2 separate regions of the Homo sapiens genome follow, and region 1 is linked to region 2. Evidence: read pairs that join two places in POLR2A ChIA-PET (ENCODE). Cell type or tissue: B cell. All regions are shown on one strand. Links, peaks and the distances in the headings refer to the core of each region. The heading gives the core; the rest is flanking DNA.

Region 1 (8,000 bases), core at 1-8,000, 98 kb before region 2:
AGCTCAGGATAAGAATCCTGCACTACAAAGCTGAAGTTATGAAACCCATCTTCTATTCATGTTGTGTAGAAACATTTGTATTATGCTTCCATGCAATCCTCAAAAAAATTAATGCATGCATGAGTGAATGACAAAAGGGAGAGAGAAAAGAAAGAAATTCTGGCTTACTGATTTTTTTTTCTTGAGACAGAGTCTCGTTCTGTTGCCTAGGCTGGAGTGCAGTGGCACGATCTTGGCTCACTGCAACCTCTGCCTCCTGGGTTCAAACGATTCTCCTGCCTCAGCCTCCCAAGTAGCTGGGATTACAGGTGCACGCCACCACATCCGGCTAATTTTTGTATTTTTAGTAAAGATGGGGTTTCACCATGTTGGCCAGGCTGGTCTCAAACTTCTGACCTCAGGTGATCTGCCTGCCTCGGCCTCCCAAAGTGCTGGGATTACAGGCATAAGCCACCCCATCCGGCCTATTAACAATGTTTTATGAGAGATGCAAACAGTCTTTCATTATGAGCCACTGGAACCCCTTAAGTAGAGTTGTGGTAAAATGGCTATCTAGTAATACATAGACACCGTCAAATCCTGTGAGAAAATCCTCCAATCCTCTGAGAAAATAAACAAATACCCCTATTTTATACCATATATCATCTATTTTAAAATATCTGAGACTAGATTACAAAGGATACCTTTCACCCTCTTTGAAGAAGCCAAAAGAAGATGATCTTCAGGTAGGATGTGGGTAATGATACCAATAGCTCTTTCTGCATGAAATCTGTAATACAGATAGATACAGTCTGGCATTTCTTTTTAGTTACAAATGATTTAGGAATTTTAAAAATCACAATCTGTAATATAATATTGATAGAAAGTACTTCTAAAACTATCTGTGGTAAAGATCCAGCTTTTTGTTTTAAATTTCCAATCTGTTGTAGACTGAACTTTTAATACCCAACAGAGACTCCCATTTCCCTCAGAATGAGAGGAAATCTTTACTACAGACTACAAGATTCTACATGATCTTTCAGCCTGCTACTTCCCTGACCTCATCTCCTGCCATTCTCACACCAACCCTCTCCGCCTTCCCCTCCAGCCACACAGGCCTAGCAGTTTCCTGAACATGCAGAGCATGTTCTCACCCTGGCTTTACCCTTTCTATAATGCTCTTCCCCTGAACATTCTCACGACTCGCTCCTCAGGTCTTTCCAGAACAGACCACATAAAAGGCCCTAAAAAAATTTACCACTGGCCGGGTGCAGTGGCTCATGCCTGTAATCCCAGCACTTTGGGAGGCTGAGGTGGGTGGATCACCTGAGGTCAGGAGTTCGAGACAAGCCTGGCCAACATGGTGAAACTCCATCTCTACTAAAAAAATACGAAAATTAGCCAGGTGTGGTGGTGAACGCCTGTAATCCCAGCTACTCAGCAGGCTGAGGCAGAATCGCTTGAACCTGGGAGGTGGAGGTTGCAGCGAGCCAAGATTGCACCATTGTACTCCAGCATGAGTGACAAAGACTGTCTCAAAAAAAAAAAAAAAAATTACCATCACTCTCTCAACTCAGCCTACTTTACTCTTCTTCACAACATGTATTCTTGCCTGACAAGTTTGGTTATTTGTTTATGGCCCATATCACCAAATAGAAGGTAAGCTATTTCTGTTTTATTGTCAGTTTCTTTCAAACAATGCCAAGCCTCCCTCTCCCCCACCCTCCAGGTAACCACTAGTTTTCTCAAATCTGTCTTCCAATTTACTAATTCTCTCTTTTGTTGTAACTAAACTTCTGTTTAACTTGTCTGCTGAGGTTTTTTTTGTTTTGTTTTTGTTTGTTTGTTTTTTTTACACAGGATCCTGCTCTGTCATCCAGGCTGGAGTACAGTGATGCAATCATGGCTCACCGCAGCCTCAAACTCCTGGGCTCGGGTGATCCTCCCACCTCAGCCTCCCGGATAGGTGGGTTACAGGTGTACACTGCCATGCCCAACTAATTTTTTTGCATTTTCTTTGAAGAGACAGGGATTTGCTATGTTGTCCAGGCTGGTCTCAAACTCCTGGGCTCAAGTGATCCACCCACCCTGGCCTCCTAAAGTGCTGGGAGTACAGGCGTGGGCCACCACGCCTGGCCCATCTGCTGAGTTTTAATGTCAATGACTATTTCCATTTCTAGCCATTTGTTTTATTTTTATAACAGCTCAAGATATAATTAGTATACCACACAATTCACCCATTTAATGTGTACAATTCAATGATTTTTAGTGTATTCACAGAGTAGTATGCCAATCACCAAAATCAATTTTACAACATTTTCATTACCCCATAAAGAAACCTATGCCCATTAGCAGTCAGTCTCCATTTCCCTCCAACTCCCCAGCCTAGATAACATCAATTTATGTTCTCTCTACGGATTTGCCTATTCTGGACATATTACATAAATGAAATCATACAATATGTGATCCTTTGTGACTGGCTTCTTTCACTGGGCACAGTGTTTTCAAGGTTCATCCATGCTGTAGCATGTAACAGTTACTTTAAAATCTGCCCTTTTCCAGCCAGGCATGGTGGCTCACATCTGCAGCCTCAGCACTTTAGGAGGCCAAGGGGGGCAGATCACTTGAGGTCAGGAGATCGAGACCAGTCTGGCCAACATGGTGAAACCCTGTCTCTACTAAAAATACAAAAATTAGCCAGGTGTGGTGGCGTGTGCCTGTAATTCCAGCTACTCAGGTGGCTGAGACAGGAGAATCGCTTGAACCTGGGAGGTGGAGAGTGCAGTCAGCCGAGATCACGCCACTGCACTCCAGCCTGGGCGACAGAGTGACAGACTCTGTCTCAAAAAAAAAACAAAACAAAAACAAAAAAACTTCCTGTTTTCTTTATGGGAATATTCTTCATTCTTTCTTTTATATTAGAGTTAACAAAGTTTTTCTGTAGAGGGCCAGATAGTAAATATTTTAGGTTGTGTTGTCCACACATTCTCTGCTGCAACTACTGAACTCTGGCTGCTGTAGTGTGAAAGAAGCTATAGAAAACACATGAATGAATGAGCATGGCTATGTTCCAGTAAAACATAAAACTTTACTTATAGGCCTAGTTCGTCAACCTATTTTGTATCTTTAATCATATAAAGAACACATACTTTACAGCATCAACCAAAAAGAAGTTCTGGTTTTTTTTTTTGTTTTTTTTTTTGAGACGGAGTCTCGTTCTGTCGCCACGCTGGAGTGCAGTGGTGATCTTGGCTCACTGCAACCTCCGACTCCCGGGTTCAAGCGATTCTCCTGCCTCAGCCTCCCGAGTAGCTGGGATTACAGGCGCATGCCACCATGCCTGGCTAATTTTTGTATTTTTAGTAGAGACGGGGTTTCACTGTGTTGGCCAGGATGGTCTCCATCTCCTGACCTCGTGATCTGCCCGCTTCGGCCTCCCAAAGTGCTGGGATTACAGGTATCAGCCACTGCGCCCAGCCAAAAAAAAGTTCTGTTAACTAAAGTTTTCAGGATTCTAATCCTGTTCATTATGTCTGCTGACTCAGAGGAAATATTTCCTTATGTTTTGTAATTTTTAATGGTGAGTTCATTTTAGGTAAAGCTTCGTCTATGAAATGTCTGTATAGTTTGGGTTGACAGATAATTATTTCCAAGTCTTGCATTTTCTCTCACAAGGCATCCCAGGAGAACCAGCACCCCCAAAGTGCTTTTTAATATTTTTCTGTTTGCAGATCCTGATGCATTATCCCTAAACTCAAGAGCGGTATAGGTAAATAATTATGTTTTGTGAGGCTTCTTTTTGGGTTCAACTGTGACACCAAGCTCAGATGGCCAACTTTCCCTGTCATCTATTAATTAGATAGATGTCCACCTGTCCTTTCCCTGGGGTTGTAGTCCCTTTTTTTTTTTTTTTTTTTTGGAGACAGAGTCTCACTCTGTTGCCTAGGCTGGAGAGCAGTGGCGTGATCTCGGCTCACTGCAACCTCCACCTCTTGGGTTCAAGCAATTGTCTGCCTCAGCCTCCCGAATAGCTGGGATTACAAGTGCCCACCACCATGCCCGGCTAATTTTTGTATTTTTAGTAGAGATGGCATTTCATCGTCTTGGCCAGGCTTGTCTTGAACTCCTGACCTCAGGTGATCCACCTGCCTTGGCCCGCCAAAGTGCTGAGATTACAGGCGTGAGCCACCACGCCCGGCCGGGTTGCAGTCTTGACTTTGCTTCATGTGAGGGTTTCAGTTCTAACTCCCAGCCTCCTATAGGCTGTTTCTTAAACCAAGGTTACAGAAATCTGTAAACTTTCCCATCACCCCAGAGCAGTTATACCACAGGCCATACTTAATCCTTTAAATTTTAGTGTCCATTATTGGCCCTTGGGGGATTTCCCCCTCACTCTTGCAAGCTCAGTTATATATTTAAAAAGACAATTGTTATTCAGTATTTCTATGTGTTATCACCAAGAAGTTTTTAGGTTATTAAGTTTGCTACTGTATTACTCAAAAATTATTGAAGGAAATACTCAAAACATAAGTTATATTCTGCATGAAAATATACAAGTCTCAATAGTAAATCACATAAAGGCTAAATGAATAACCTATAAATTAGTATGACTTTATTTATTTTTGGAAACAGGGTCTCACTCTGTTGCCCAGGCTGGAATGCAGTGGTGTGAATATGCTTCGCTGCATCCTTGACCTCTTGGGCTCAAGCGATTCTCCTGCCTCAGCCTCCAGAGAAGCTGGGACCACAGGCATGCACCAAAACGTCCATCTAGTTTTAAAAATTTTTTGAGTAGACAGGGTCTCAAACTCTTGGGCTCAAGCAATCTTTCCACCTCAGCCTCCCAAAGTGCTGGGATTACAGGCGGGAGCCTCTGCACCTGAAAACTGGTATGATTTTAAATGACTTCAAGAACATTTTAGGCATTCTGATAAAGCTCCAGGAAGACAAGTTCAATCCATAAAGTATATCAAGTACTATTATTAATGTAATAATAGTTCCCTAATGGGAAAAAACAAAATAAAACAAAAACAGTATTTCCTCCTTCAGAGAAAAGGAATGTGGAACTTACAGTGCATTGTCAAATTTCCCAGAGCTATACTGGTGGACATAAGAAGAGTAGGCCAAATCTTCATGAGCTGTTGCTACGTGGATATTTTTGCCACCAAACACTGACTGTCTAATGTCAAGGGCTGCCTGAAAGAATCATAAAAATATTTGTCAATACTGTAGAAAATACCACCTAGTTAAATTAAACATCCTAGTAATTTAAATATATATCTATATGCCTAACACCATAAAATTTTGAAGCCCAGAAAGTCCTGCTGTATTTAAATTACAGAACATGAAAGTCACCTAGAAGTCCTGAATTTCTGAAGATACGAGTTTGACTTAAAAGGCCACGGCTTAATAATAATAATAATAATAATCATTCCTATGTCTTGAGAATCAAGACATTGGGAATGTTTTGCTCTGTTTCCTTCTTCAAAAGTGAACCTTAGGCCAGGCGCGGTGGCTCACACCTGTAATCCTAGTACTTCTGGGAGGCAAAGGTGGGTGGATCACCTGAGGTCAGTAGTTCAAGACTAGCCTGGGCAACATGCTGAAACCGCCTCTCTACTAAAAATACAAAAATTAGCCGGGCATTGTGGCACGGGCCTGTAATCCCAGATACTCAGGAGGCCGAGGCACGAGAATTGCTTGAACTTGGGAGGCAGAGGTTGCAGTGAGCTGAGATTGCGCCATTGCACTCCAGCCTGGGCGACAGATCAAAACTGTGTCTCAAAAAAAAAAAGTGAACCTTGAAGTCAAGTATGCCTTGTCTACAGCAATGGCATAATACATCATTTACCTGAGAATGAGTAAGAAAGACCTAAAATAATTATCAGCCATCTTTGTTACTACAAAGGCAGTTTTAGTGACATTTGCTAAATCAACAACAAAGACAAGCCATTACATGGGTAAATAAAAAATGGAAAACTACTCCCACATATGAGCTCACAACCCAATAATTCCTTTCCTGAATGATTTTCTTTAATTCCCAAAGCATTAACTTTTACACCTTCTAGGTAATACTTAATAAAATAATGATGCAACCTATATTGGTGGGCGGGGTAGTTGTCAAAAAGTCATTTTTAGAGTGGTTTATACACCACAAACAAATACAGGTCAGCAAGTCAATACAGGTTGAAAGAAAAAAAGGGTAACCATTAACATACCTGATAAATTGCAACAGACTGACAGATATTATCTACATTGAGTAAGTAGAACCCATAATCTAGCAGTGTATCAGAATATTTTGGGTGTTTGGATCCAAAATGATCCCTATAAAAAGACACAAAATTATTAGGATATAAAGTATAGAGACAATTTAAAAGGATATTTTTAATAATAATCACCTACCGTGCCAAATACACTGCATGTTTAATTAACTGTTCTGCCTTCTTAAATTCACGTTTTACTACACAAGCCTAAAGATAAAGTGAAAAATGGTTAACTCTCAAACAGTTCATTAGTGTGCTAAAATACGTGTAGTTTATATATTCTGGCTATAAGAGTTAATAAGAAAAAAAACCCTCCAAACATAAATACAAAGGTTCTATTTGTAATTTCTTTCCTTCCAAGTACTTAAAAATTCTATTATAAACAGATCTGTATATAAGCTGGGAAAATTATAAAGTTTAAAATTTTGACAGTCAGTCCTAGTACAAATCTGTCAAAACAAAGTTACCTTACAAAGCTGGTATACCCCCATTTTCCGCTATTATTAAAATAAAACAATGGGGGCAGAATTTACCACAGCATTTTCTAAGGTCCTTATATCCCAGTCCTGGAGTGGCTGACAACAATCTTTTGTTATTTTCATTTAATAATTTTTAAATGCATAGAATTTCAAGTTTTCCTATTAATTCTTTTCTTAAGAGACAAGGTTTTATGTTGCCCAGGCTGGACTTGAACTCCTGGCTACAGGGATGTGCCACTGTGCACAGCTCTCAGTTGTTATTTTGATCCATGATTATAGCTAGGCATTTTCTAAAAACTCTAAATATAATTTGCATATAGAAATATAAATCTTGTGGCCGGGCACAGTGGCTCATGCCTGTAATCCCAGCACTTTGGGAGGCCGAGGCGGGCAGATCACAAGGTCAGGAGATCGAGACCATCCTGGCTAACACGGTGAAACCCCGTCTCTACTAAAAATACAAAAAATTAGTCGGGTGAGGTGGCGGGCACCTGTAGTCCCAGCTATTCAGGAGGCTGAGGCAGGAGAATGATGTGAACCCTGGGGGGCGGAGCCTGCAGTGACCCGAGATCGCGCCACTGCACTCCAGCCTGGGCGACAGCAAGACTCCATCTCAAAAAAAAAAAAAAAGAAAAAAAAACCCAGAAATATAAATCTTGCATAAATATTATGTTGTCTTTATATTAATATTCAATTATTTCAATTAATTAAAAACGTAAGAATATCCCTGTTCTAGCTCTGATAACTTAAATATTTATGCTGTTTACTTACTCTAAAATGACTGATTTAATAAATTTCAGAGAAATATTAGACTCTCTCAGATCTATAATTTTGGAATCTATTTTCTAGTTGAATTTCCATAAGTAAAATCAACCAAAATGAAATATTCAAATCTGAGAAACTTCAGGGTAGAAGAGTGTATCTGAAAAGTACATTAATGCTTTAAGTCCTCACTGCACCAAAGGAGTAGTTTTAAAATACTACTAAATGTCCTCAAAGAGTTAACGCAGGCCAACCGTGGTGGACCTGTAATCCTAGAACTTTTGGAGGCTTGCCTAGAACTTTTGGAGGCTCAGGTGGGAGGATCGCTTGAGTCCAGGTGTTTGAGACCGGCCAGGGCAACATAGTGAGACCCTGTCTCTATTTAAAATAAAATAAAAATGTAAAAGATTTAATGCATTTATTTACAGAATAAGAAAACACTAGAGAAAAATCAAGTAAGGACTGCCTAGCAGGTCAAGTATAGCAAGCTGCCTTGCTGTGAGACTGCAATACTATG
Region 2 (16,513 bases), core at 4,502-12,501:
ACAATTCCACTCATTTTTGTGGTCAAAACAGCATATAGTTGTATCTTTTTTTGGTAAATGCTAAATCTGACAGTTGTTGCCCTTTAATAAAAGAAACTCTTTCATATATTAATAATTGGTATACCCGATTTTGCTTCAGCCATCATGTTTACACTTTCAGCCATCATGGTTTATACTTTCCACTCATTGTATATTCTTGCTTTCTTTCTTTTCCTTGGAAAGAAAAGTCTTCGGCTAAATGGATTTTTTTTTCTTTTTTTAAAGAGAAAGGGTCTTGCTCTTGTCGCCCATGCTAGATTGCTATGCCACTATCAAAGCTCACTTCAAGGCCAGGCATGATGGCTCACGCCTGTAATCCCAGCACTTTGAGAGGCCAAGGCAGGCGGATCGCTTGAGCTCAGGAGTTCAAGACCAGCCTGGGCAACATGGCAAAACCCCATCTCTACAAAAAAATACCAAAAAATTTAGCCAGGTGTGGTGGCATATGCCTCTAGTCCCAGCTACTCGGGAGGCAGAGATGGGAGGAACACTTGAGCCCAGAAGGCAAAGGTTGCAGTGAACCAAGATTGTGCCTTTGCCCTCCAGCCTTGGTGACAGAGGGAGACTCTGTCTCAAGGAAAAAAAAAAAAAAAGCTCACTGCAGCCTGGAACTCCTGACCTCAAGTGATCCTCTTGCCTCAGCCTCCCAAAATGCTGGGATTAGAAGTACTGTATCCCCCCTTTTTTTTTTTTTTTTGTCAGAGTCTCGCACTGTCGCCCAGGCTGGAGTGCAGTGGCGCAATCTTGGCTCACTGCAACCTCCGCCTCCCAGGTTCAAGTGATTCTCCTTGCTTCAGCCTCCTGAGTAGCTGGGATTACAGGTGCACGCTACCATGCCCAGCCAATTTTTGTTTTTGCTTTGTTTTGTTTTTTTAAGACAGAGTCTTGCTCTGTTGCCCAGGCTGGAGAGCAGTGGCGTGATCTCTGCTCACTGCAACCTCTGCTTCCTGGATTCAAGTGATTCTCCTGCCTCAGCCTCTTGAGTAGCTGGGACTACAGGCACGTGCCACCATGCCTGGCTAATGTTTTGTATTTTTAGTAGAGACGTGGTTTCACCATGTTAGCCAGGATGGTCTTGATCTCCTGACCTCATGATCTGCCCGCCTTGGCCTCTCAAAGTGCTGGGATTACAGGCATGAGCCACTGCGCCCGGCCTAATTTTTGTATTTTTAGTAGAGAAAGTGTTTCATCATGTTGGCCAGGGTGGTCTCGAACTTCTGACCTCAGGTGATCTGCCTGCCTTGGCCTCCCAAAGTATTGGGATTACAGACATGAGCCACCACACCTGGCCAGAAGTACTGTATCCTGTTTCCACTTTCATGGTGGTGAATTTTACCTTTTAGAAAACAATAGTTATTTTTATTTTCTGATTATAAAAGTAATACATACTCATGAACAGAAATTTGGAATAAATAGCAAACTAGAAGGAAAGTGCCATGCAGAGATAATCACTATTAATATCTTTAATTTTTCGTATTATTAAATTTTTTCGACCGCAGCCGCCGCCGCCCGACCGCCGGGAGGATGGAGTTCAGCGGGCAGCGGAGCTGTCTCAGTCTTTGCCGCCGCGCCGGCGAGCGCCGCCCGGGAGGCAGCGGCTGGAGGAGCGGACGGGCCCCGCGGGGCCCGAGGGCAAGGAGCAGCCGCCTGCCTTGGCCTCCCAAAGTGCCGAGATTGCAGCCTCTGCCCGGCCGCCACCCCGTCTGGGAAGTGAGGAGTGTCTCTGCCTGGCCACCCATCGTCTGGGATGTGAGGAGCCCCTCTGCCTGGCTGCCCAGTCTGGAAAGTGAGGAGCGTCTCCGCCCGGCCGCCATCCCATCTAGGAAGTGAGGAGCGCCTCTTCCCAGCCGCCATCACATCTAGGAAGTGAGGAGCGTCTCTGCCCGCCCGCCCATCGTCTGAGATGTGGGGAGCGCCTCTGCCCCGCCGCCCCATCTGGGATGTGAGGAGTGCCTCTGCCCTGCCGAGACCCCGTCTGGGAGGTGAGGAGCGTCTCTGCCCGGCCGCCCCGTCTGAGAAGTGAGGAGACCCTCTGCCTGGCAACCACCCCGTCTGAGAAGTGAGGAGCCCCTCCGCCCGGCAGCTGCCCCGTCTGAGAAGTGAGGAGCCTCTCCGCCCGGCAGCCACCCCATCTGGGAAGTGAGGAGCGTCTCCGCCCGGCAGCCACCCCGTCCGGGAGGGAGGTGGGGGGGGTCAGCCCCCCACCCGGCCAGCCGCCCCATCCGGGAGGGAGGTGGGGGGGTCAGCCCCCCGCCTGGCCAGCCGTGCCGTCCGGGAGGGAGGTGGGGGGGTCAGCCCCCCGCCTGGCCAGCCGTGCCGTCCGGAAGGGAGGTGGGGGGGTCAGCCCCCTGCCCGGCCAGCCGCCCCGTCCGGGAGGTGAGGGGCGCCTCTGCCCGGCCGCCCCTACTGGGAAGTGAGGAGCCCCTCAGCCCGGCCAGCCACCCCGTCCTGGAGGGAGATGGGGGGGTCAGCCCCCCCACCCGGCCAGCCGCCCCGTCCGGGAGGGAGGTGGGGGGGTCAGCCCCCCGCCTGGCCAGCCACCCTGTCCGGGAGGGAGGTGGGGGGGTCAGCCCTCCGCCCGGCCAGCCGCCCCGTCTGGGAGGTGAGGGGCGCCTCTGCCCAGCCGCCCCTACTGGGAAGTGAGGAGCCCCTCTGCCCGGCCAGCTGCCCCGTCCGGGAGGGAGGTTGGGGGGTCAGCCCCCCGCCCGGCCAGCCGCCCTGTCCGGGAGGGAGGTGGGGGGGTCAGCCCTCCGCCCGGCCAGCCGCCCCGTCTGGGAGGTGAGGGGCGCCTCTGCCCAGCCGCCCCTACTGGGAAGTGAGGAGCCCCTCTGCCCGGCCAGCCGCCCCGTCCTGGAGGGAGGTGGGGGTGTCGGCCCCCCGCCCGGCCAGCCGCCCCGTCCGGGAGGGAGGTGGGGGTGTCGGCCCCCCGCCCGGCCAGCCGCCCCGTCCGGGAGGGAGGTGGGGGTGTTGGCCCCCCGCCCGGCCAGCCGCCCCGTCCGGGAGGGAGGTGGGGGGGGTCAGCCCCCCTGCCCGGCCAGCCGCCCCGTCTGGGAGGTGAGGGGCGCCTCTGCCCGGCCGCCCCTACTGGGAAGTGAGGAGCCCCTCTGCCCGGCCACCACCCCGTCTGGGAGGTGTGCCCAACGGCTCATTGAGAACGGGCCATGATGACAATGGTGGCTTTGTGGAATAGAAAGGCGGGAAAGGTGGGGAAAGGATTGAGAAATTGGATGGTTGCCGTGTCTGTGTAGAAGGAGGTAGACATGGGAGACTTTTCATTTTGTTCTGCACTAAGAAAAATTCCTCTGCCTTGGGATCCTGTTGATCTGTGACCTTGCCCCCAACCCTGTGCTCTCTGAAACATGTGCTGTGTCCACTCAGGGTTAAATGGATTAAGGGCGGTGCAAGATGTGCTTTGTTAAACAGATGCTTGAAGGCAGCATGCTCGTTAAGAGTCATCACCAATCCCTAATCTCAAGTAATCAGGGACACAAACACTGCGGAAGGCCGCAGGGTCCTCTGCCTAGGAAAACCAGAGACCTTTGTTCACTTGTTTATCTGCTGACCTTCCCTCCACTATTGTCCCATGACCCTGCCAAATCCCCCTCTGTGAGAAACACCCAAAAATTATCAATAAAAAAACAAATTAAAAAAAAAATTTTTTTTTCATGAAGTAATGTGCAATTGCTGTAAAGATTTCCAATAACATTGAGGCATTATAGTGGACATCTTTTATTTTTGCTCATCTAGTATCTATTCTTTCTTCTGGTAACACCACCTGATTTCCCTTTGGGGAGCTATCTCTCTTCCAATTTCCATTCATGTGTTTCAGATGGGACTGAGCCCACCTCTCAGCTCCAGAGACTGGCCAAGAGCCAGGCATGGCCAGGGTGATGATGAACCTGGCAAGGCTAATGGGAATCAATTCTGGAACTTTAGTTAAAACTACTGGGAAAGAGAGGTTCCCTTTCTCTACTGTGACTCACACCTGACAAATAGAATATGGTGGAAGTGATGCTGTGTTACTTCCAAGGACATAGCTTCCACTCAGTACCCTCTTTCTTGAATCACTCACTCTGGGGGAAGGCAGCCACCATATTGTGAGGCCACCCAAGCAGCCTTGAGGAGAGGACCTTGTGAAGAACAACTAGGGCATCAGCCATGTGAGTGAACCACTTTGGGGTTTTTCATTTGTTTGTTTGTTTGTTTTGAAACAGGGTCTCACTCTGTCACTCAAGCTGGAGTGCAGTGGCATGATCTCCACTCACTGCAACCTCCACCTCCCAGGCTCAGGTGATCCTCTCACCTCAGCCTTCTGAGTAGCCAGGACAGGTGCACACCACCACATCTGGCTAGTTTTTGCATTTTTTGTAGAAACAGGGTTTTGCCATGTTGCCCAGGCTGGTCTCAAACTCCTGGGCTCAAGCAATCCACCTGCCTCAGCCTCCCAAAGTGCTGAGATTACAGGCATGAGCCACTGTGCCTGGCTGGAGTTAGCCACTTTGACAGTGGATACTCCAGCCTCAGTCAAGCCTTCAGATGACATCTTTATTGCATCCTCATGAGTGATCCTGAGCCAGAACTGCTCAGCTAATCTGTTCCTGACCACAGAAACTTTGAGAGATAATAAATGTTTGTTGTTGTTTTAAGCCACTAAGTTTTTTGTTTGTTTGTTTGTTTGTTTTTGAGATAGAGTCTCACCCTATCGCCCAGGCTGGAGTGCAGTGGCACGATCTCAACTCACTAAAACTTCCACCTCCCGGACTTAAGCAATCCTCCCAACTCAGCCTCCCAAGTAGCTAGGACTACAGGAGTGCGCCACCATGCCGAGCTAATTTTTGTATTTTTAGTAGAGACAGAGTTTCACCATGTTGGTCAGGCTGATCTTGAACTCCTGACTTCAGGTGATCTGCCTGCCTTGGCCTCTCAAAATGCTGACATTACGGGCATGAGCCACCATGCTCAGCCATAAGCCACTAAGTGTTTAGATAATTTGTTATGTGGCAAGAGATAACTAATACAAGATTAGTTTAGGAATCCAAACCTAAGCCTATCAGCATGTGGCATTCCCCTGTGAACTTTGCTGGTTCAAGAATAGGTATGTTATGAAATTGTCCTAATTAGACCCAGGGACAGACTTATAAACAGCTGGGTGAATAGCTCTCTTCTACTACCCATAAACATGAAAACCTATGTTCAAAGTGTGGCTGGCAGCCATCATTATAAATAAAGCCCTCATTAGTGCACTTGATGAGTCTTAAGAAAGAAAGTGGCTGGGTGTGGTGGCTAATTCCTGTAATCTCAGCACTTGGGAAGGCCATGGCAGGCAGATGGCTTGAGGCCAGGAGTTTGAAATCAGCCTGTGAAACATGGGGAAACCTTGTCTCCACAAAAAATACAAAAATGAGCTGGGCATAGTGCCACATGCCTGTGGTAGCAGCTACTCAGGAGGCTGAGGTAAGAGGATCGCTTGAGCCTGGGAGGTCAAGGCTGCAGCAAGCCGTGATTGCACCACTGCACTCCAGCCTGGGCAACAGAGCAAGACCCTGTCTCCAAAAAAATAAAAGCCAACTTTAGGGTGAATATAATATTGTAGATAGCAAATCAGATGGACCTAATAAATTGCGTCCTTGGTGAAATTATTGAGCTACTGAAATAAATAACCATAAACCCCTCCTTAACTTTAACCTTCTAGTTATATGAGCCAATACAGTTCCTTATCATCTTAGCCACAATAGCCTTCTTTATGTTAGCATTTGCTTTAATAGAAACACTTCCCAGTATTATCAAACTCTTTTAGTAATGTTGTTTTAGGTATATCTTATGTAAATTGTAAATGGCTGGGATTTTTTTCTTTTCTCAACATGACTTTGACTTTGGGAGAATTTACTACATGATCATAGCTCACTGAAGCCTCTGACTCCTAAGCTCAAAGGATCCTTCCCACCTTGGCTTCCTGAGTAGCTGGGACTACAGGTGTGCACCACCACACATGGCTGATCCAACGTTTTGAAATCTGGATCTTTTACATAGAAATTAAGTTGTGTATCCACACTTTAAAAATTAGAGGATCTATAATGTGAGGCCCCTTAATCTCACATCACTGAGTGGTGGCTGGCCCCTTTAGATGGGGTATGTACCCGCTGGTTCACCACAGTGCCCCCCATTCTATGTTATTTTTCCAAAGTGGAGAGAATTTTAGTTTATATTTATGGTCTCTCCTTGCACTATTTTTTTCTTATGGTAGAATATCTGTTTCCATGACTCTATTACTTTTATTGAAGACCAAGAGAGCCATATTTCAAGAAATAAAAGTAAAAATATCCATTTCCACATTACCCTTCTGGCCCCTGTGGTCATTTGGGTTTGCATTTTCTGTTTTAATTCTTTTTCTCTTTTACAATTGGTTACCTATAAATTGTTAACAATTATGTTATGGGTCACTGGTTTCTTTCTTTTTTTTTTTTTTTTTTACTTTTTTTCTTTTTCTTTTTCTTTTTTTTTTCTTTTTTTGAGACAGGATGAGGCTCTGTCACTCAGGCTGGAGTACAGTGGGGTGATCACAGCTCACTGCAACCTCCACCTCCTGGGCACAGGTGATCCTTCTACCTCAGCCTCCCTAGTAGCTGGAACTTCAGGCACATGTCACCACACCCAGCTAATGTTTGTATTTTTTGTAGTGACAGAGTTTCGCCATGTTGCCCAGGCTGGTCTCAAACTCCTGGGCTCAAGTGATCCTCCTGCCTCCGCCTTCCAAAGTGCTGGGATTATAGGCGTGAGCCACCACGCTCTGCCCAATATTTTTAATGACCATCAGGAAACAGTAGCTATAATTTTGCTCCCCTATAATTTTACTTGCTACAGAAAATCTTTAGCAAGATTTTCTTTCTCCTCTGCCTTATAACTCACTTCCACTTTTGTTGTGATTTAGTTCAACATTGTTATTCATCTTTCTTATTAAGTCTCTTCTAAGAATCTTTTCTGACAAATTGCACTAAACATCAAAACCACTATCAACAACTATTTAATCTATACAGCTGTAAACATTGTCAGTTTCTTTACTCATCACTGTTTCTTTTTCTTTTCTTTTTTTTTTTTTTTTTTTGAGACAGAGTCTTGCTCTTGTCACCCAGGCTGGAGTGCAATGGTGTGGTCTTGGCTCACTGCAACCTCCACCTCCCGGGTTCAAGCAATTCTCCTGCCTCAGCCTCCTGAGTAGCTGGGATTACAGGCACTCGCCACCATGCCCGGCTAATTTTTGTATTTTTAGTAAAGACAGTGTTGTGCCATGTTGGCCAGGCTGGTCTCAAACTCCTGACCTCATGATCTTCCCCACTCAGCCTCCCAAAGTGCTGGAATTACAGGCGAGAGCCACCGCCCGCGGCCTCTTTTTTTTTTTTTTTTTTTTTTTGAGACAGAATCTCGCTCTGTCACCAGGCTGGAGTGCAGTGGCGGGATCTTGGCTCACTGCAACCTCCTCCTCCCGGGTTCAAGCAATTCTCCTGCCTCAGCCTCCTGAGTAGCTGGAATTACAGGCACATTTCACCACACCCAGCTAATTTTTGTATTTTTAGTAGAGACGAGGTTCACCATGTTGGCCAGGATGGTCTCTATATTCTGACCTCGTGATCTGCCGGCCTTGGCCTCCCAAAGTGCTGGGATTACAGGCGTGAGCCACTGCGCCCCGCCTACTCATCACTGTTTCTTATATATCACCCCTGCCCTTTTTTGAGCTTTTTATTGTAATTCATCTGTCATTTTGCTACAGTTCTTCTTTCTTAAGGGAAAAAAAATATCTGTTGATAGATGGTTTGCACTCCCTCAAAACTTGTCAGTTACTGGGCTATTCAATTTCGCTTGAGCTAGGCCTCCCACCCCAAGGCTGCAGCATTCTGCTGGCCAGTTTCACCCTGAGTATGATGAGTGGCCATGGAACTGGCTGACAAGCTAAGACCCTGCCGGAGCAAGAAAGCAAGGGAAGTGGTGGAGGCTTAAGGGACTTCGCTGATGTGATTTGACTGTTGTGCTGAGTCTTTCTCTTTTTGTCCCCAATTCTCTCTCTTCTTGTTTGTTGTAGTTGCCTAAAATTAGTTGGATCTCAGCTAGCCAATCTCTCTGGCTGCCTAGGTAAATTGCCATTTCAAAGAGAGTCAAGCATACTAGTGTAAAATTGTGATCCTTTTCCCCTAAAACAGGAAACACTGCTCCACTGTCTTTTTGTATCTATTGCTGCATATGAGAAAACATGAAAAGTTATGAGTTTCTTTTTATCTTTGGAATATGGAAAAGTCACCAGACTCACTTGGAATTATCTTCAATTCCTCTCTTTCTCACACCCCACCACCTTCTACCTATCAGTAAATCTTGTTAGTTCTACCTTCAAGATGGAGTTCAGGCATGGTGGCTCACACCTGTAATACCTAACTTTGGGATGCCAAGGTGGGAGGATCACCTGAGCCCAGGATTTTGAGACCAGCCTGGGCAACATGGTGAGACCCCCATCTTATATAGCTGAAAGAACACTCAAGGGGCCATAGGCAGGTGAAAGATGGTTTCATTCAGCAGCTCTCTTACACTGTCTGTCTCTGTCTCAGCTACCTGTTCTGGCTCTGTGACTCCTGCCACTCCCACACACAGCTGCAAAGCCAGCTGTCTCTACAGGGTCAGAAGCTTAACACTTTCTCTCTCTGGGCAAGAGCATGCCTGTACAACATCAGCAGGGCAGTTATACCTTTTACAGACAATAGTGGCTCCAAGCCAAGTGATGAGCCTTCCCATGTTATGCCTATGTAGCTGTGATTATATAACAAGCAAAGTTATGCACCTGCACTCCAAACTTGCTGAGTCATGTGGGATGTTTACCTTGGCCCATGCCTGCCTCGCTGCATTGCAGCCATGTTCCTTACACAGGAGGATCCCTTGAGCCCGGGAGTTTGAGGTCAGCCCAGGGAACATAGCAACAGCCTGTCTCTAAAAAAAAAAAAAAAAAAAAAGTAAAATATTTTTAAAATTTAGGAAGCTGCCAGGGATGGCTCCTCCAAAATAAGGAGTAAACCAAGCAGGAGGAAAAATATGACACAAAATGAAGGGTACAACCAAAAGAGTGGTATAAAGTAAACCACTAGGATGGTTGTAAAGGGAGATACCAATGAGACAGTGGTATAGGCCTAGAGAGGAACCAATACAGATTGGAGCAGGCCAGAAGGGTCTGGAAGAGATTTCCAAAGAAAGATTCAATTAATAGATTATGATTGCTAGAAAAACACTTGTTAGATCCTGGTGTCTGGGTCCAGCCATGCTGAAGTCTGAGGGGAGTGGGTGGATGAGCAGAAAGAACACTTGATGGGCTGTAGGCAGGTGAATATGGTTTTATTTAGCAGCAGCTCTCTTACACGGTTTACTCAAACTAGCTCTTTTACATTGTCCACCCTGTCTCAACTGCTTAGTCTGGTGGCTCCCACATACACCTGTGCAGCAGGCTTTCCCTTGCCTTCAGGGTCAGCAGCTTAACTCTTTTTCTCTCTGGGCATGAGCAAGCCAAGCTGTGTCCTGGCTCCCTCCTGTCCATCTGTAAAATGGACAGCTTTGGCTCTCTCTGTCTCTCTTTCTCTGGGTGCCAGTGCATCCCCCATGTCAAGCCATGTTGAGCCGAGCCAAGCCCCCAGGTCCCCCGTACAGCATTAACAGGGCAGACAATAGTGGCTCAGAGCCAAGTATGAACTTAACACAAACAAGTTATATAACAAGTGAAGGTGTGCGCCTGCGCACCAAACTCACTGAGTTACGCAGGCCTTGGATATCCACCTCGGCCTGTTCCTTGACCAAAGCACATCCATATGTACCTTACACTCCACCCCCTAGGCCAAACGAGACATATGCCTTGGACACACAGGTTTGATCCACAGGTTTGGCATACAGGCCTGACATATAAACTTTGGGCATGCAGGCCCAATACATACACAGGCTTGACACATAAGCCTGACACACAAGCCTTGGGCACACAAGCCCGATACATACATAAGCTTCTGGGTACGCAGGCCCCTTGCATACATAAGCTATGATAAACTGCCCAGCTACTGGCGCAGATTACCTTAGGTGTCACCTCCTTGGTGATTACCATTCACACTGCCTTGAGTTTAGCTTATTAACCACTTTGCCCATACCTGCTTTCAAACCATATGATGTCAGTACTAGCCTGGACTGCACCAGCAGTCCAGGCAGCAGTAGCACCCCAGCTGGACCCACTTGTACACGATACCCTATTAGGAATGGGGGGGTGTGCTTCCTAATGGTGAAGGCTTAGGTCTAGGGGTGCCTCAGGCCTCATGGCCTCATCTTGCATTAGGACTACTACTCAGGAGGCTGAGGCAGGAGAATTGCTTGAACCCAGGTGGCGGAGGTCGCAGGGAGCTGAGATCGTGCCCTGCACTCCAGCCTGGGCGACAGAGCAAGACTCCATCTCAAAAAAAAAAAAAAAAAAGAAAAAGAAAAAAGAAAAAGTCCATTGTTGCCCTCCCATGAAGGCAAACTGTTCCTGGCTCTCTGGACAAGAAGTCCCAGTTCCGTTGTCAAGCGGTCGGCAAGTCCGTGACAGACAATACAGCTGCCAAGCCGTGCAAAACATCCACCCCCAGAATGTCTTCAGGTATGTGAGACACATACACAGTGCATAAGTGGAGAGCCAAGCAGCGGATGCCAAGATGCAAAGACACAGGTTTTACTTTCACTGACCAACTTTCATAGCTGTTCATGCGGCTCTGCCCGGAAACTTATCCGGGTTCAGAGACCAGTGGATTGCCAAATCCACATGTGGCTCTGGTTTTCCAGTGCCCCGCAAGCCGGCACCTTGGCCAGTTCTCTTATCAAGCAGAAAAGGCTTTACACTTCCGCCAACTGCAGCAGGTACTCTTTGAACTGGAATGCTCGAGTAGGACTAGGTTGCGCAGCAATGTCCTTCTCCCGAATGACTTGCACTAAGTCTGTACACAACTGGCGACATTAGTTGCTTAACTCCCTCAATTCAGCGGGGACACAGGCACCATAGGAAATGTGTTCCACCACGATGGGGGGTCTCTGGGCCTCCTCTTGGGGCCCAACAGCTGTTCATGCTCTATTTTCTGACGGACTACCGGGCAAGCCTGCAACGGAGGTTCCTCCTCCCTGCGCTGCATCCTGCAGGGATTGGGCATTCATTTCCCTCAGCATAGTCGCAAATGCCCATCTGACTCTGCTGGCAAAGGTATGTTCCTTTCAATGCTGTGCATTTCCAGGTGATTCAGCGCCTTCTCCACACTCATAGGGGATCTGTACACTGCCTCCCATGTTTCCACTGGGGCTCATCCAAGCAGCACCACTGCGACCGGGTACCACAGCTCATGCTGCGGCCACGTAGCCGTCCCGGGAGCCCTCAGGGGCTGAAGACCCACTCACCTCCTTCCATCCTCGTCGCCAGTTGTTAGATCCTGGGGTCTGGGTCCAGCCCATGCTGAAGTCTAAGGGCAGTAGGTGGATGAGCAGAAAGAACACTGGGTGGCCGGCCATAGGCAGGTGAATTTGGTTCTATTTAGCAGCAGCTGTCTTACACAGCTTACTCAAACTAGCTCTTTTAGACTGTCCACCCTGTCTTGGCTGCTTAGTCCGGCGACTCCCACACACACCTGTGTGGCCAGCTCTCCCTTGCCTTTAGGGTCAGCAGCTTAACTCTTTTTCTCTCTGGACACGAGCAAGCTGAACTGCGTCATGGCTCCCTCCTATCAGTCTGCAAGACAGACAGCTTTGGCTCTCTCTCTCTTTGGGCGTCAACACACGCTCCATGTCAAGCCATATTGAGCCGAGCCCAGAGCCCCTGTATAGCGTTAGCAGGGCAATTATACCTTTTTCAGACAATAGTGGCTCAGAGCCAAGTATGAACTTACACCAAAAGGTTATATAACAAGTGGAGATGTGCGCTTGTGCGCCAAACTCACTGAGTTATGCAGGCCTGGATATCCACCTGGGCCTATCGACCAAAGCATATCCATATACCTTACACCACTGTTTTGAATGTATCAAGAGCAGATTTATATAACTGGAGTAAGTTTGGGGTTAAATTAATAATAAATAATTTAAAAGCCAGATAAATGAACAAACAATAACCCCAGGAAAGACAAAAATGTAAAAGGGAAAGTAATCATACTATAATATTAGCATGGATAAAAATAGCATTTTTCGGCTGGGTGTGGTGGCTCATGCCTATAATCCCAACGCTTTAGGAGGCCGAGGCCAGTGGATCACCTGAGGTCAAGAGTTCGAGACTAGCCTGGCCAACATGGTGAAACCCCATCTCTAGTAAAAAAAAAAAAAATACATAAATTAGCTGTGGTGGCAGGTGCCTGTAATCCCAGATACTCAGGAGGCTGAGGCAGGAGAATCGCTTGAACCCTGGAGGTGGAGGTTGCAGTGAGCCGAGATCATGCCATTGCACTCCAGCCTGGGTGACAAGAGCAAAATTCCGTCTAAAAAAAAAAAACAGCATTTTTTACTTCTCCTTCCTGCCACTTTGTGAAGAAGTTGCTTTGCTTCTCCTTTGCCTTCCACCATGATTAAGCTAGGAGAGGATATGCCTGCACAACATGGCAGATTATCAATGGGGGACCTGAGAAACTGAAGTTCTATACACATCAGGGGCTGAGAGGATGCTCCAGGTGATGGTGAAGTAAGCTCCAGCAGGACAAGTGGAGCATGGAGTATACCTTCAATTAGAAAGCCAAAACAATGTGAACTGTTGAAAACTGCTGTCACTGATTCTCTCCAAGCTGAGGGAATACGCAAGGTCCCTGCCTCCCACGAAAAGCCGCTCTTAATATTCATCCAGCAGGATTGTATGGAAATCAAGAAATCCAAAAGGGCTGTGAAATATTGATGTTCTGTTCAGTTTCAAGACCTCTGAAATGCAAAGTGATATGTACACTAAACACACAAGAAAATGCAAATACCTTTATAACACTTTTCTCATAGTTCTATTTTCATCCCTATTGGAAGCAAGTCGTTAACATTCATTTTATCGTAAATATAATGGCAATGAATTTTAATGTGCACAAATTAAAATATTTTATAAATTTTAAAAATAGCATTTTACATTATTCAACTTATGGAACTATTTGACTCTAGATTATATGATTGTATAACCTGAAAAAACTAATTATAAAATATTTTATATCATTCAATTTAGGGTATTAGATAAAAAAATTAACTCATAGTGACTAAGCTGGTTAATTATTGCCCTTAAATGGATATTAAAAGCGAATTTTTCTCTTTGATAAAGTAACTAGCAAATGATTAAATGTTGTGAAAGTGTTTCCTGGTGTATGGATTCACTGAATTCCTTTGACCCACTTAAACAGAACATGTGACATTCATGAAATAGTAACTTAATAGCTTTAAAACAGCTGTTCTGTAGCTCCAAATTAATTTAGCTTTTCTCTCTCAACATGTCTACTTTATGAGAAAAAAGCGTGAGAAATGAGTTGTTCTTTTGCTTTCAGGCCCTGTCCTACCATGAGCTGAAGAGGCAGCAACATACGTGTTTGGAGTTTAGTAGGGACTGAGAAGCGGGGAAAAGAACTGCCTAACCAAAGGTATTGTTTCCACCTGACTTCCAAGATGTCAGAAAATTCTCCCTAGTAGATACTCTTTTATACATGGACATTAGCTATTGTTGTTAAAATGAAAACAGGTTAAACCTATTACGTTATCATCACCTATCAATAATTTAGACTATCAGCTTATCAGATTTATTAGTCTTGTAGTGAAATCCTGTTGTTAAACAGCACAGAAACAGGAGAGAAGAAAGAATTGTCTAAGTCTGCACTGTCCAACAGAAATATAATATGAGCCATATAAGTTGAAATTTTCTAGCAATTAGCAAGTAAAAAGAAACAGGTGAATTTTTTTCTTTTTTTCACTTCCTCCTCTTCCAAGGTGAAATTATTTTTAATAACATATTTTTGTTAACCCAATATATCTAAAACATTTTCAAACATAAATCAATATAAAATTATTAAAGAGATATTTTGCATTCTTTTTCTGTACTGTCTTTGAAATCCAGTGTATGTTTTACACTTACAGCACATCTTAATTTGAACTAGACACATTTGAAGTTCTTAATAGTCACATGTGGCTACCATATTGGACAAGCAGGTCTAAGTCAGTGGTTCCCAAAATGTGGTCCCTGGAGCAGCAGGATAAGCATCACCCTAAAACTTGTTAGAAATACAAATTCTCAGGCTCCACCCCAGACCTACTGAATCAGAAACTCTGATAGTTGGGCTCAGCAACCTGTGGTTTAACAAGCCTTTCAGGTGATTCTGATAACATGTTAAATGTCACAATCAGCAGTCTAAATTATGGGGAACTGGTTTTTCTTTGCTAAGTACATTTAACAGGGTTCAAAATTCAAAAAGTACAAAAACATACACAGTGAAAATCTTCCTTTCCTGCCAGGCACAAACCATCTATCTCCCTTTCCTAGAGGCAACCAAAATTTTATGTTGGTAGGCAGCTGTCATGCTGGACCCCTATTGACTTCAACAGCAATGGCACCATGTTTGAGAGGCTGAAGACGAGATGCAGAGCCAGTGAATGAGACACAGGGTTTGTTTAATTAATTTATTTACTTTTTGAGACAGGGTCTCGCTCTGTCACCCAGGCTGGAATACAGTGGTGTAATCATGACTCACTGCAGTCTCAACCACCTGGACACAAGCAATCCTCCTGCCTCAGACTCCTGAGTAGCTGGGACTACAGGCATTAGTTCTGGCTAATTAAAAAAAAAAAAATTATAGAGATGGGTCCTCACAATGTTTCCCAGGCTGAGACATAGGGTTTATTGAGGAGACTTACATACAGGGCAATCCAGTGGTGGCAGGCTGGACAGGAGAACTGCATTTGCTTACAAAAAACATACTGGCTGGGCGCGGTGGCTCACATCTGTACTCCTAGCACTTTGGGAGGCCAAGGCAGGTGGATCACTTGAGGTCAGGAGTTCGAAACCAGCTTGGCCATCATGGTGAAACCCTGTCTCTATTAAAAATTCAAAAAATTAGCTGGGCACGGTGGTGCGTGCCTGTAATCCCAGCTACTTGGGAGGCTGAAGCAGGAGAATTGCTTGAACCTGGGAGGCGGAGGTTTCAGTGAGCTGAGATCGTGCCACTGCACTCCAGCCTGGGCAACAGAGCAAGACTCCATCTCAAAAAAAAAAAAAAAAGTATACTGGTTATATAGTGTTTTCACTTAGCATTCTCACCCTAGCAACCTCCACCTGGCAACCTTGATTTAACCCAAAACAAAGGGCCTTGATCCCCTGTATGGCCTGCATTCCATGGGATGAGATGGGGATTCCTATGTTCCTCATAGGTAAGGAATGAATCTCCTGATTGGCAACTCCCAGGTTCCTTTTTTTTTTTTTTTTTTAAGAAACATGTTTATTTTCGGTCAACCTTATTTCCATGTGGCTTATGAGCCTGTAAGACAACTTGGTGGTTGTTCCTACCCATTCAAGTGGCCTGAGCAGTGGGAGCTGCAGACCAGACTTCCATGGCAGGCTGAGCTCTCCAATCTTCAGTAAGGAATTGCTGAATAGGCACAGAGGGCACCTGCCACATTCAGATCAGTCTGCACCCTCAGGCAGAGGAGCAGTGAACTCAGGAGCTGGAGCAGTCCATTTACCCTGAAATTCCTCCTTGGTCACAGCTTTTTTTCAGCAACAGCTTGCTCTTCCTTTTCATCTTTTTTTATCTTATTATATATATATATTTTTTTGAGACAGAGTCTCACTCTGTTGCCCAAGCTGCAGTGCAGTGGTGCTGTCTCAGCTCACTGCAACCTCCACCTTCTGGGTTCAAGTGATTCGCCTGCCTCAGTGTCCCAAGTAGCTGGGACTACAGGCACGTGCCACCATGCCAGCTAATTTTTGTATTTTTAGTAAAGACCGGGTTTCACCATGTTGGCCAGGCTGGTCTTGAACTCCTGACCTCAGTGATTCACCCACCTTGGTCTCCCAAAGTGATGGGATTACAGGCGTGAATCACCACACCTGGCCTTCCTTTTCAACCTCTTTAGGATCTCTATAAAAGTAGAGATCAGGCCTGAGCTCCCATGAGTGTTCACAGGAGATGGTGCCATGCATGCACAGAAGTTCCCAAACCAGCATCCACCATATCAAACCCGTAAGTAAGCTCCTTTGTTGTTGCATGGGATGGCAATGTCCCCATAGCGCAAAGGAGAATCTGTGTTGCACAGAGCGATGGTAGATAAGATTAACATAAGTTGCCTCTGTGACAGGCCGGTGGTCGTTGTTGGATTGTTGGAATCAATAACCACCAGAAGCTGTGGCTCCCAGAAGGTTTCCTGGATCTGGTTAGTGAAGGTTCCAGGAGTGAACCGACCAGCAATTGAACTCCCAGAGATTCTTTAGCTCAGAGTTCCGAACACGCATTCT

The links. Peaks named below come from ENCODE experiments on the same cell type or tissue, not always from the same donor. Only the 100,000 strongest peaks of a DNase experiment are listed, where the experiment ranks them.
Region 1: POLR2A ChIA-PET joins it to region 2 with 10 read pairs; 5 of 35 experiments call an interaction of 5 or more read pairs at or near these places.

The regions. Positions count from the first base shown.
Region 1 is chr17:60,455,613-60,463,612 of GRCh38, forward strand. APPBP2 (amyloid beta precursor protein binding protein 2) reads right to left here. Exons shown (of 13, transcript NM_006380.5): 7 at 6,382-6,449; 8 at 6,198-6,303; 9 at 5,051-5,175; 10 at 684-769. Among named protein-coding and RNA genes, the nearest start is that of CHCT1, 37 kb to the left of the region's middle. In B cell, for the core only: no CTCF peak of the experiment used is centred there; no DNase peak of the experiment used is centred there.
Region 2 is chr17:60,549,199-60,565,711 of GRCh38, forward strand. LINC01999 (long intergenic non-protein coding RNA 1999) reads left to right here and starts at 15,348. Exons shown (of 4, transcript NR_126009.1): 1 at 15,348-15,429; 2 at 16,135-16,241. It also overlaps the pseudogene RPSAP66. RefSeq lists a silencer at 8,777-8,977. In B cell, for the core only: no CTCF peak of the experiment used is centred there; a DNase peak (open chromatin) is centred at 8,763.